Regions from separate parts of the Homo sapiens genome. Here region 2 is linked to region 1. Evidence: chromatin loops called from intact Hi-C (ENCODE). Cell type or tissue: IMR-90. All regions are shown on one strand. Each heading gives the region's core, and the rest is flanking DNA. Links, peaks and the distances in the headings are about the cores only. Region 1 has its middle 82 kb from the start of ZFX. Region 2 has its middle 52 kb from the start of KLHL15.

What was found. Peaks named below come from ENCODE experiments on the same cell type or tissue, not always from the same donor. Only the 100,000 strongest peaks of a DNase experiment are listed, where the experiment ranks them.
Region 2: it touches region 1 in a loop (4-fold over the local background); 1 of 110 quality-filtered maps calls a loop at or near these places.

Annotation. Positions count from the first base shown.
Region 1 is chrX:24,229,117-24,234,499 of GRCh38, forward strand. No RefSeq gene overlaps it. Among named protein-coding and RNA genes, the nearest start is that of ZFX, 82 kb to the left of the region's middle. RefSeq lists a cis regulatory region at 1,992-2,343. In IMR-90, for the core only: no CTCF peak of the experiment used is centred there; a DNase peak (open chromatin) is centred at 2,185.
Region 2 is chrX:23,972,310-23,977,692 of GRCh38, forward strand. No RefSeq gene overlaps it. Among named protein-coding and RNA genes, the nearest start is that of KLHL15, 52 kb to the right of the region's middle. In IMR-90, for the core only: no CTCF peak of the experiment used is centred there; no DNase peak of the experiment used is centred there.

The DNA of each region.
Region 1 (5,383 bases), core at 132-5,131:
TTTGGTTTAATACATTTTGCTCACTTTTCAATAGGCTTTTTTTTTTTTTACTGTTATGAGTTTATTATCTGGATACAAATCCTTTGTTGGGTATATGATTTGCAAATGTTTTCTTCTAGTTTGTATCTTGCAAAAGTTTTGGCTATTATTAATCTGTTATTAATTCTAGCCAGTATATTTCATCTTGGACATTGTAATTCTCATCTCTTGAAGTTTGATTTGGGTCTTTAAAATAAATCTTCCATGTCTTAACTTTTTGAACATATGAAATACTGTTATAACTCTTAATGTTCCTGTCTACTAATTCTAACATCCGTTCATTTAGGGGTTGGTTTTGATTGATTTATTCCCCACCCACCCCCCTATTTTGGGTTGTATCTTCCTTCTTTCCGTGCATAGTAATTTTTTTTTTTTTTTTGAGACAAGGTTTTGCTCTGTCACCCAGGCTGGAGTGCAGTGGCGTGATCGTGACTCATTGCAGTCTTGACCTCCCAGGCACAAGCGATCCCATCTCAGCCTCCTGAGTAGCTGAGACCACATACATGTGCCATCACACCTGGCTAATTTTTAAAATTTTTGGTAGAGATGAGGTCTCACTATGTTGCCCAGGCTGGTTCTCGAACTCCTGGGCTCAAGCGAGCCTCCCACCCCAGCCTCTCAAAGTGTTGGGATTACAGGCATGAGCCACAGGCGCGTGCCTGACCTGTGCCTAATAATTTTGGATTGGATACCAGACGTTATGAATTTTACCTTGCTGAATGTTTGATAATTTTTATTCCCATAAACATTCTTGAGCTTTATTCTGGGACACAGTTAAATTACTTGGAAACAGTTTGATCCTTTCAGGTCTTGCTTTTAAAATCTGTTAGGCAGGACCAGAATCCTTTAGGATTAATTATTCCCACAACTGACCCAAGACTCTTCTGCGTACTCTACCAAATTCCCTGTGCATTTTGAGGTTTTCCAGTCTCGTTAGTGGAAACAGTCCGTTTCCACTTGGCCCTGTGTAAATTCTCAGCACCATTCCCTCTAATCTCTTCAGCTGGTTCATTCCCTGGCCTTGGGTAGTTTCCAAACATGCTTGGACTGATTAGTACTCTGTTGAATACTCAAGGGGAACCCTCTGCAGATATCTGGAGTTTTCTCTGTCTTTGCAGTTTCCTCCTCTCTGGTACTCATTCCTGCAGATTCTAGCTGCTTTGTCACCCCAGATTCTCAGTTTGTCTCCTCAACTCAGGCTGTTTGTTAGGTTATGCAGGGTTCTCCTTCCCCGCACCGTGACCTGGAAACTCTTTCAAGGCAGTAATGCAGGGCAATTTTAGGGTTTACCTTGTTTCCAAGCTCTCTCCATGACTGTTATTTGTTGCTTTAATGTTCAGTGTCTTGTAACCTATTGTTTCATCCCCCCCCCACCATCTTTTTGGTTGTTTTGGATGGGAGGATAAAGGTAATCTTTTTAGTCGATCTTGGCCAGAATCATCCTAATAGTTTTTCATTGAATGTTTGGTATTGCACATGAAAAATTATAGACATAATTTGATTCCCTGTACAGTGTTTTTTCTTTGTTTTTGAGACAGTGTTGCTCTGTCGCCTAGGTTGGAGTTCAGTGGTGTGATCTCTGCTCACTGCAACCTCTGCCTCCCAGGTTCAAGCAATTATCAGATTATCTCCTGCCTCAGCCTCATCAGTAGCTGGGACTACAGGCACATGCCACCATGCCCGGCTAATTTTTTTTGTTGTTGTTGTTGTTATTTTTAGTAGAGATGGGGTTTCACCATGTTGGCCAGGCTGGTCTCGAACTCCTGACCTCAGATGATCTGCCTGTCTTGGCCTCCCAAAGTGCTGGGATTACAGGTGTGAGCCACCACGCCCTGCCTACGGTGTTATTTTCTTATAGTTTTATTTTAGCTTCTGGCTGTCAGTTGAAAGTGGGCCAGTTCTCCTTAATCTACTCAGGGATTGAGCTGATTTGAATCTGGGAATAAGTCTTTTTGAGGGCTTATTCACTTCTGATTCACCAGTTTTCTAAATATTTGGCCTTTCAGATATTCCAGCTGAAAGCATGGAGTGTTTATGAGGGTCTCTTCCTTGGTGGACTCTAAAGTCTAATTTCCTCCCTATCCCTTTGAGACTGTTGGAAGCACTGCACAGCTCCTCCGTATATATGAGTCATCACTTTCTGCTCAGCTTTTCAGCCTTTCAGCTGTGTGTGTGTGTGTGTGTGTGTGTGTTTTAAATCAGTAGATGACTCGATGGAAAAGCAGCACTGAATGTTGGTCTCATCTTTGTATGTTTCTCATCTATCTTTGCTCTCACGTCCTCATTGTACTAGTTCTGATACCTTCAAATAGATCTTAAACATCTTGTCTAGTTTTTCTGATTGTGCTTAGTGAGAGAGTTGGTATGCAAAAAGTTAGTCTACTTCTGCCTGAAACAGAAAACCTACCTTTCATTTTTTGTTGTTGGTTATTTTACTTCATCAAAGTGTTTGGAATTGGCATTCTATTCTATGGTCATAATTTACAGAGTTGTTTAGTGGTAGTTCTAAATGTATATGGTTACACTGTTCACCACCAGCCTTTTCACCATTGCAGTGCTGTTTTTGAGCTGTTTATTTTGATTCAGGATTTAGTTGGCTGGATTTTATTCACAAAAATTTTTCTCTGGGATCCTCCTTCCCCTGTTCCAACTGGCTTGATTTCTCTCCAGGTTGATTTGTGCAGCTGCTATCCTTGAATTACTTATTATTTTCCTAGTTATATTTACTATTTCTTTAACATTATATCTTTCTCTTTCTAGGCTTACATAGTCACATGCTGGAACACATCCTCTAAATTCCTGAAAAGGGTTTAAGAAGATAAATATTAAGTCCATGCATGTCTCAATACGTCTTTCTTCTGTTCTCACTCTTGACAGTTGCAGCTATATTAGTGCCTTTCTTATTACATTTAGAGGTACTGATGAGAATTCTAAGCATAATCTCATTCCATTTTATTTTGAAGCAGTATGTCTTTTCTCTTTGGTAACTTTATGAATTTTATTCTTTATTCTTGGTGTCCTGATATTTCCCCATGATAGACCCAGATATATTTTTAAAAACTGATCTTCCTTGCATTTGAGCGACTCTTTAAATATGAAAACTGGTGTCTTGTTTTCACCTCTGGGGAATTTTCATCTCATTTCAAAAATGATTTTCTCCCCTCTCTTTTCTTTAGCTTCTCTGGAACTTTCATCAGATCAATGTTGATACATCTGGATCTTTGTTTTCTAACTTTTCTTGGACATTTTTGTCTTTGTCTCTTTTGTTCCCCTTTTGCACTTTTTTTTTTTGAGATGGAGTTTTGCTCTTATTGCCCAGGGTGGAGTGCAATGGCGTGATCTTGGCTCACTGCAACCTCCGCCTCCCAGGTTCAAGTGATTCTCCTGCCTCAGCCTCCCAAGTAGCTGGGATTACAGGCATGTACCACCATGCCTGGCTAATTTTGTATATTTAGTAAAGATGGGGTTTCACTATGTTGGTCAGGTTGGTCTTGAACTCCAAAACTTCAGGTGATCCACCCATCTCGGCCTCCCAAAGTTCTGCAATTACAGGTGTGAGCCACCGTGCCCAGCCTGCACTGTGTTTTTAAAAATCACTCAGAAAAATTTTTTCTCCAGCTAGAGTTTTTTGATATTCAATTTTTAATTTTCTAATCTTTCACTGGTTTGTTTCTTCACAGCCAGTTCTTGTTTTATGAATGTGATCACCTCTTTAATCTTTCTCCAGATATTAATTATAATGGATTTTAAGTCATCTTCTGTTTTCCATATATACCCCTAATAATTTTAATGTAAATCAAGACCATATGTAATCCATTTATTGCAAGGCATCCATCCAAAGAAATCTAGGTCAGCAGCTAAAATTCATGACAAGTAATTTGCAGCATTTTGTTTCTTGAGAAGAGCCAAAGAGGAAATGTATTTTTAATGCCTAACATCTTAAATATTTCTTCTCCCCAAATATACCCTACACCTCTGGCAATAGAGCTCTGAAAATCTCTCCAACTAGCACTTTTCAGCCCTACCCAAGTCCCCTCTAATATCTAGTCCATACAGCTTCTATTTTTTCCCTTTTGCCCATCTTTTTCCAACTTGGAATCTCTGATACCTTCAAATAGATCTTAAACATCTTATCTAGTTTTTTTGAGACAGGGTCTGTCACCAAGGCTGGAGTGTAGTGGCATGATCATGGCTCACTGCAACCTCTGCCTCCTGGGCTCAAGCGATCCTCCCATCTCAGCCTCCCAGGTCACTGGGAATACAGACGTGCACCACCACGCCCGGCTTTTTTTGCCATGTTGCCTAGTCTGGTCTCGAACTCCTGGGCTCAAGTGATCTGCCTGCCTCAGCCTCCCAACCAAAGTGCTGAGACTACAGGCATGAGCCACCGTGCCTGGCCTTATTTCCTTTTTTTTTTTTAATTTCTCCTTGTGGGTTCTCTACAACAAAGGAAACCTAGGAGCTGTAACATGAAGAATTTTCCTCCCTTAGAAAATGAAGATAGTGAGGGAAGATTGTGAATTTTTGTCCCTGTTAGGCTTTTCCCAAGGAAGTATTTGAAAGTCTCTCTAAACAGAATCCTGGTATTTTATGGTAGCACCCAGAGACAACTTTTCTTCCAGTTCAATCTTTATCCTTTTCCTTTTGGGGTGAATTTAATTACTTATTTTTTGAAATCCTGGAGGTCCTGCCAGGTCGAGCTTGACTCAATCATGATTCCTTCTCACAAACTTCAGAGCCAGGGAGTGGCAGACACGCCACAGTTTCTGCCCTACATAATATGAAAAGGAGGATATGCTCACCAAGCGGTTATCTTTGTGTTTGTAGACTGCTGCTGCATGACCTTCTTTCTTTGCGGCTTGAAGCAAACCCAGGACACACAGAGCCTCCCAATGTTTGGAGCTAGCCCTTTAGCTTTCATTTTGCATGTGTCTGGGTTTCCAAAATGCCAGGGTTATGAGTAGCCAAAAACTCAGTGCTACCCAGTTTTTTTTTTTTTTTGAGATGGAGTCTTGCTCTGTTGCCCAGGCTGGAGTGCAGTGGCATGATCTCAGCTTACTGCAACCTCTGCCTCCTGGATTCAAGCAATTCTTCTGCCTCAGCATCCTGAGTAGCTGGGATTACAGGCACGCACCACCACACCTGGCTAACTTTTGTATTTTTAGTAGAGGCAGGGTTTCACCATGTTGGTCAGGCTGGTCTCAAATTCTTATCTCATGATCTGCCCGCCTCGGCCTCCCAAAGTGCTGGGATTACAGGTGTGAGCTACCGCATCCGACCTGTGCTACCCCACTTCTAACTCATTCTGTTCAGCTGAAAGCAAACTAGTGGGTACAGTCTTGTA
Region 2 (5,383 bases), core at 91-5,090, 260 kb before region 1:
ACCGTGTTAGCCAGAATGGTCTCGATCTCCTCACCTCGTGATGCGCCCGCTTCGACCTCCCAAAGTGCTGGGATTACAGGCGTGAGACACCGCCCCTGGCCGATTATATGTTTTTAAATTCTAGCATCATAGCAATTCACAGGAAGGCTCAGAAGATTAGACTGCCTGGGCTCAATCCTGACTCTTAGGTAAGTTATCTCCTTCCCTGGGTTTTGGTTTTCTCATCTATAAAATGAGGATAATTCCTGTCTTATAGAGTTGTTCAAGGAGTGAATGGCTCAATATACATATAAAGCACTTAGAGGCCGGGCGCGGTGGCTCACGCCTGTAATTCTAGCACTTTGGGAGGCCGAGGCGGGCGGATCACAAGGTCAGGAGATCGAGACCATCCTGGCTAACACGGTGAAACCCCGTCTCTACTTAAAATACAAAAAATAAAAAAATAAATAAATTAGCAGGGCGCGGTGGCGGGCGCCTGTAGTCCCAGCTACTCGGGAGGCTGAGGCAGGAGAATGGCGTGAACCTGGGAGGCGGAGCTTGCAGTGAGCCAAGATCGCGCCACTGCAGTCCGGCCTGGGCGAAAGAGCGAGACTCCGTCTCAAAAATAATAATAATAAATAAATAAATAAAGCACTTAGAACAGTGCCTGTCACATGGTGTGTGTTTAAATGCTTTTTAGCTATCCTGAAATTGTGAAAGACAATTTGGCAGAGTGTATGAATCTTCAGTTACAATCTTTTTCTCCAGAAAGTCCAGCTGTTGCTCCATTTTCTTCTGAAAGCTAATGTTGCAGAGAATTCTGAAACCAAAGAGGCTTTGTTTCCTTAGAGCAGGGTGGTTAAGAGTCTGGGGTTGGACTGCCTTGGTATGAGTCCTGGCTCTCCCATTTACTGGATGTGTGACCTTGGACAAGTTGATCTCTCCTGTAATGTGGGGCAACTCATAGACCCTCCCTTTCGTGGACCCTTTGCATTTGTTGGCCAAACCATCCTTCCTCCCTTTTAGTTGTTTGGGTTTTTTTCACTCCAACCTTTTGATTCAGGTGGGACTTGCATTCATAGCAGCTTCACCCCCTTGCCAATATCTCACTGAATTCTGTTGGCCACTGTGCTGGATCTAAGTGTTGAGCATGTACCCTGAAGACAACAGGAGTCCTTCTATGGGCAAACCAGGAGGGAGACTCTTTCTTCCTTCTGGGGTTCCTGAGCTAGGATTACGTGAACCTGGAGCTGCCTGGGCCTCACCTGGAAGCCTGTCTGCAGTAGGAGAGGCTCAGGCTACCACAAGAACCAACCGGAGCTGAGCAGCTGGAGAGCAGAGGCACCCCGACAACATGGGTTGAGTTCCTGCATCCAGCCAACGTCCAGGCTGGCGCCGCCACTTTATTGGGATGCTGTGTGGTTTAAATAAGAGAATTCGTGTAAAGCGCCAAGTATGTGTCAGACACAAGGCAAGTCCTCAAGAAAAGATGATCTGTCTCCTCCTGTCATAATGAGTGTAGGAGTTTTTTTCCTTGTAGTTAAAAATTGTTGGGCCTGGAGCAGTGGCTCATGCCTGTAATCCCAGCACTTTGGGAGGCCAAGGTGGGAGGATCACTTGAGGCCAGGAGTACGAACCCAGACTGGCCAATATGGTGAAACCCCGTCTCTTACTAAAAGTATAAAAATTAGCCAGCCGTGGTGGCACGTGCCTGTAGTCCCAGCTACTTGGGAGGCTGAGGCAGGAGAATTGCTTGAACCCGGGAGGCGGAGGTTGCAGGGAGCCGAGGTGGCGCCAATGCACTCCAGCCTGGGCCACAGAGCAAGACTCTGCTCAAAAATAAAAAAAGAAAAAATAAAATTGTTGCCAAATGTGTGTACGTGTAGGTAGCTGATTCTCCTGAAATGTGGTAAATTCCTTCAGTCTGCAGATACTGATCTTTCTTAAGCTTAGGAAAATTGTTTCCAAAGCTCTTTCATGATTGCATCTCTTGGCCAGGAACGGTAACTATCTGTGTGTTGGTGCCGCATTCTCTGTTCTCCGTATCTGTCATCTCTCTCATAATTTTCTCTCTCCTCCACCTCCGAATGTGGGAATTCCTCAGGGCTTGGCCTTGGTGAAAGTATTAATTATGAGAGCAGTTGACTCCTTGTTCCACCCCAACCTTCCATCCAAGGGCCGTCCAAGGGACAGAGGAGGAATCTTAAGCCACCTCCTGCCTCGAGCCCAGCTCCTTCCCACAGGCCACCAGGGGAAATGAGTTTCTGCCTCGTCTGGGTCCCCCATTGTCTTTCTAGCAGTGGTGCTGGCAGGTGTGGGTGATATAGGACTTGGTGACACAGACTTTCTGCAAAGCCAGTGGGAAATGCAACAGCTCTGCAGGATCCCAGAGACCCCTGCTGTGCAGCCCAGCAGCTCCAAAGGCCGCACCTGAGAGCCTGTTGGAAACGCAGACTCTCGTGCCTTATCCTGGACCCCTGAATCAGAACGAGTATTTCCACAACATCCGTGGGTGATTCGTGTGCACATTAAAGTTTGCGAAGCTCTGCTCCAGGATGCAGGCTCAGTTTAACCTTTTTCATAAACCATTTTTTGTCTACCTACGAAGTTTTTTTTTTTGAGACGGAGTCTCGCTCTGTCACCCAGACTGGAGTGCAGTGGTGCGATCTCAGCTCACTGCAACCTCCGCCTCCCAGGTTCAAGCGATTGTTCTGCCTCAGCCTCCTGAGTAGCTGGGATTACAGGCCCCCGCCACCATGCCCGGCTAGTTTTTGTATTTTTAGTAGAGACAGGGTTTTACCATGTTGGCCAGGCTGGTCTTCAACTCCTTACCTCAGGTGATCTGCCTGCCTTGGCCTCCCAAAGTGCTGAGATTACATGCGTGAGCCACTGCACCCAGCCTCTCAAAGTCATTCTTCACAGTGAAAACCCCCAACTCCTCACCAGACCAGATCACATAATACTGTCTTTACTATTAATACCTATTTTATTTTCATGTGATATTTTCCCTCAATATAATGTTTTTATTTTTATTTTTTTTGAAACAGTCTCGCTCTGTTGCCGAGGCTGGAGTGCAGTGGCGCGATCTTGGCTCACTGCAAGCTCTGCCTCCCAGGTTCACCCAATTCTCCTGCCTCAGCCTCCCGAGTAGCTGGGACTACAGGTGCCCACCACCACGCCTGGCTAAATTTTTTTGTTTTTAGTAGAGACGGGGTTTCACTGTGTTAGCCAGGATGGTCTCGATCTCCTGACCTCGTGATCCCCCCACCTTGGCCTCCCAAAGTGCTGGGATTACAGGCGTGAGCCACCGCGCCCGGCCAAAACTCAGAAATTCTTAAGAACAATATAATGTTATCACCAAAAAGTGAGAGCTCTGTTGCCAGGGCACTTTGACATTTACTTCATTTTCATGTGATATTTTCCCTTACTCTAATGTTATTACCATGAAGCGGGGGCTTCGTTGCCAGGGCACCTAGTAGTCATGTATGCACAATTCAGACTTCACTGAAACCTTAATTCTACTTGGTCTCTGTTACTGGGTCCTTTGGCTTGCCTCTCCCTTGCGAGAATGCCAAGACATGACATAGTTGTGTTAACAGCTTCTGTTTTGTTGTTCTATCTTTAAGAGTCACTGATTCGAATACTTTCCTCCAAGTTTAAAAAGTTAACTCATTTTGTTTGTACCCACAAACCTTGATATATTTTCTTTCTCCCATATTGGATCAATATTGCCCCCCCACAACAATAACAAAATATTACCGGCTAACATTGGTTACTGTACATCATTGACATGGTTAATCTCACTTCATCCTCACCAGAACTCCACGAGGTAGATGGGAATATTCCTTTTGCAGATGAGGAAACTCAGGCTGGAATAGTAAGTGGGAGTTGGCTCCTTCTCTTTAGGAGACTTTATCATTCTCATGGGAAAATATTGCTTGTACCATGATGGGTGTATGGAGAATCATTATATTATTTTACTTTTGTGTTTGACTATTTCCATAAGGAAAAAGTACATAAAACCAAAATAAAGAAGCACTATCTGTAATAGTGGGCGACTGTCCAATGTGTCTCTCCTGTTCTGACCTATCTTCTGAGCTTCATCCAGATTTATAGATCTAGGACTTTTTCGACCTCCTCACTCTTGTACACCTCACAAGCATTGGAGGCCTAATGCACCTTGTATTAGTCCGTTTTCACACTGCTGATGAAGACCTACCTGAGACTGGGCAATTTACAAAAGAAAGAGGTTTAATTGGACTTACAGTTCCACGTGGCTGGGGAAGCCTCACAATCGTGGCAGAAGGCAAGGAAGACCAAGTCACGTCTTACATGGATGGCAGCAGGCAGAGAGAGAGAGAGCTTGTGCAGAAAAACTCCCCCTTATAATAACCATCAGATCTCGTGAGACTTACTATCACAAGAACAGCATGGGAAAGATATTTCCCATGGGAAACACCTGTCCCCATGATTCAATTACCTCCCACCAGATCCTTGCCTCAACGCATGGGAATTCAAGATGAGATTTGGGTGGGGACACAGCCAAACCATATCACACCTAAACCCATACTCTTGCTATTTTCTCCCCAAATTGCTCTTCTCCCCATCTTTCCCATTTTAATTAACAGCATCATCACATGCCCTGGGCTCAAGTTGGAAATCCAGGAGTTGTTTTGGGTCTCTCATCTCTAGCACCTCCAATATCCACTCTATCACCACGTTCTGCCAGTCTTAACCTCCAGAACATGTCCTAACTCCATTCACTTCTTTTTGCGGTGTCAGCCCAAGACATCATCACTCTTCACATTGCCCTGACCCCCTCATTGAGCTTCCCAATTCTATCCTTACCTCCCTTCAGGGACCAGATGACCTTTTAAAATATAAATTGCAGCTGGGCTTAGTGGCTCACACCTGTAATCTCAGCACTTAGAGAGGCAGGAGGGGGGTGGATCGATTGAGCCCAGCAGTTCGAGACCAGGCTGGGCAACATGGTAAAACCCATCTCTACAGAAAAATTAAAAAATTATCCAGGCATGGTGGTATAAACCTGTAGTACCAGCTACTCAGGATGGTGAGGTGGGAAGATCACCTGAGCCCAAGGAGGTCGAGGCTATAGTGAGGCAGGATCGTACCATTGCACTCCAGCCTGGGTGACAGAGTGAGACCCTGTCTAAAATAATAATAATAAGCTGGGCATGGTGGCTCACGCCTGTAATCCCAGCACTTTGGGAGGCCGAGGCGGGTGGATCACCTGAGATCAGGAGTTCGAGACCAGCCTGGCCAACATGGCGAAACCCCGTCTCTACTAAAAATACAAAAAATTAGCTGGGCGTGGTGGTGGGCACCTGTAATCCCAGTTACTTGGGAGGTTGAGGCAGAGAGAATCGCTTGAACCCGGGAGGCG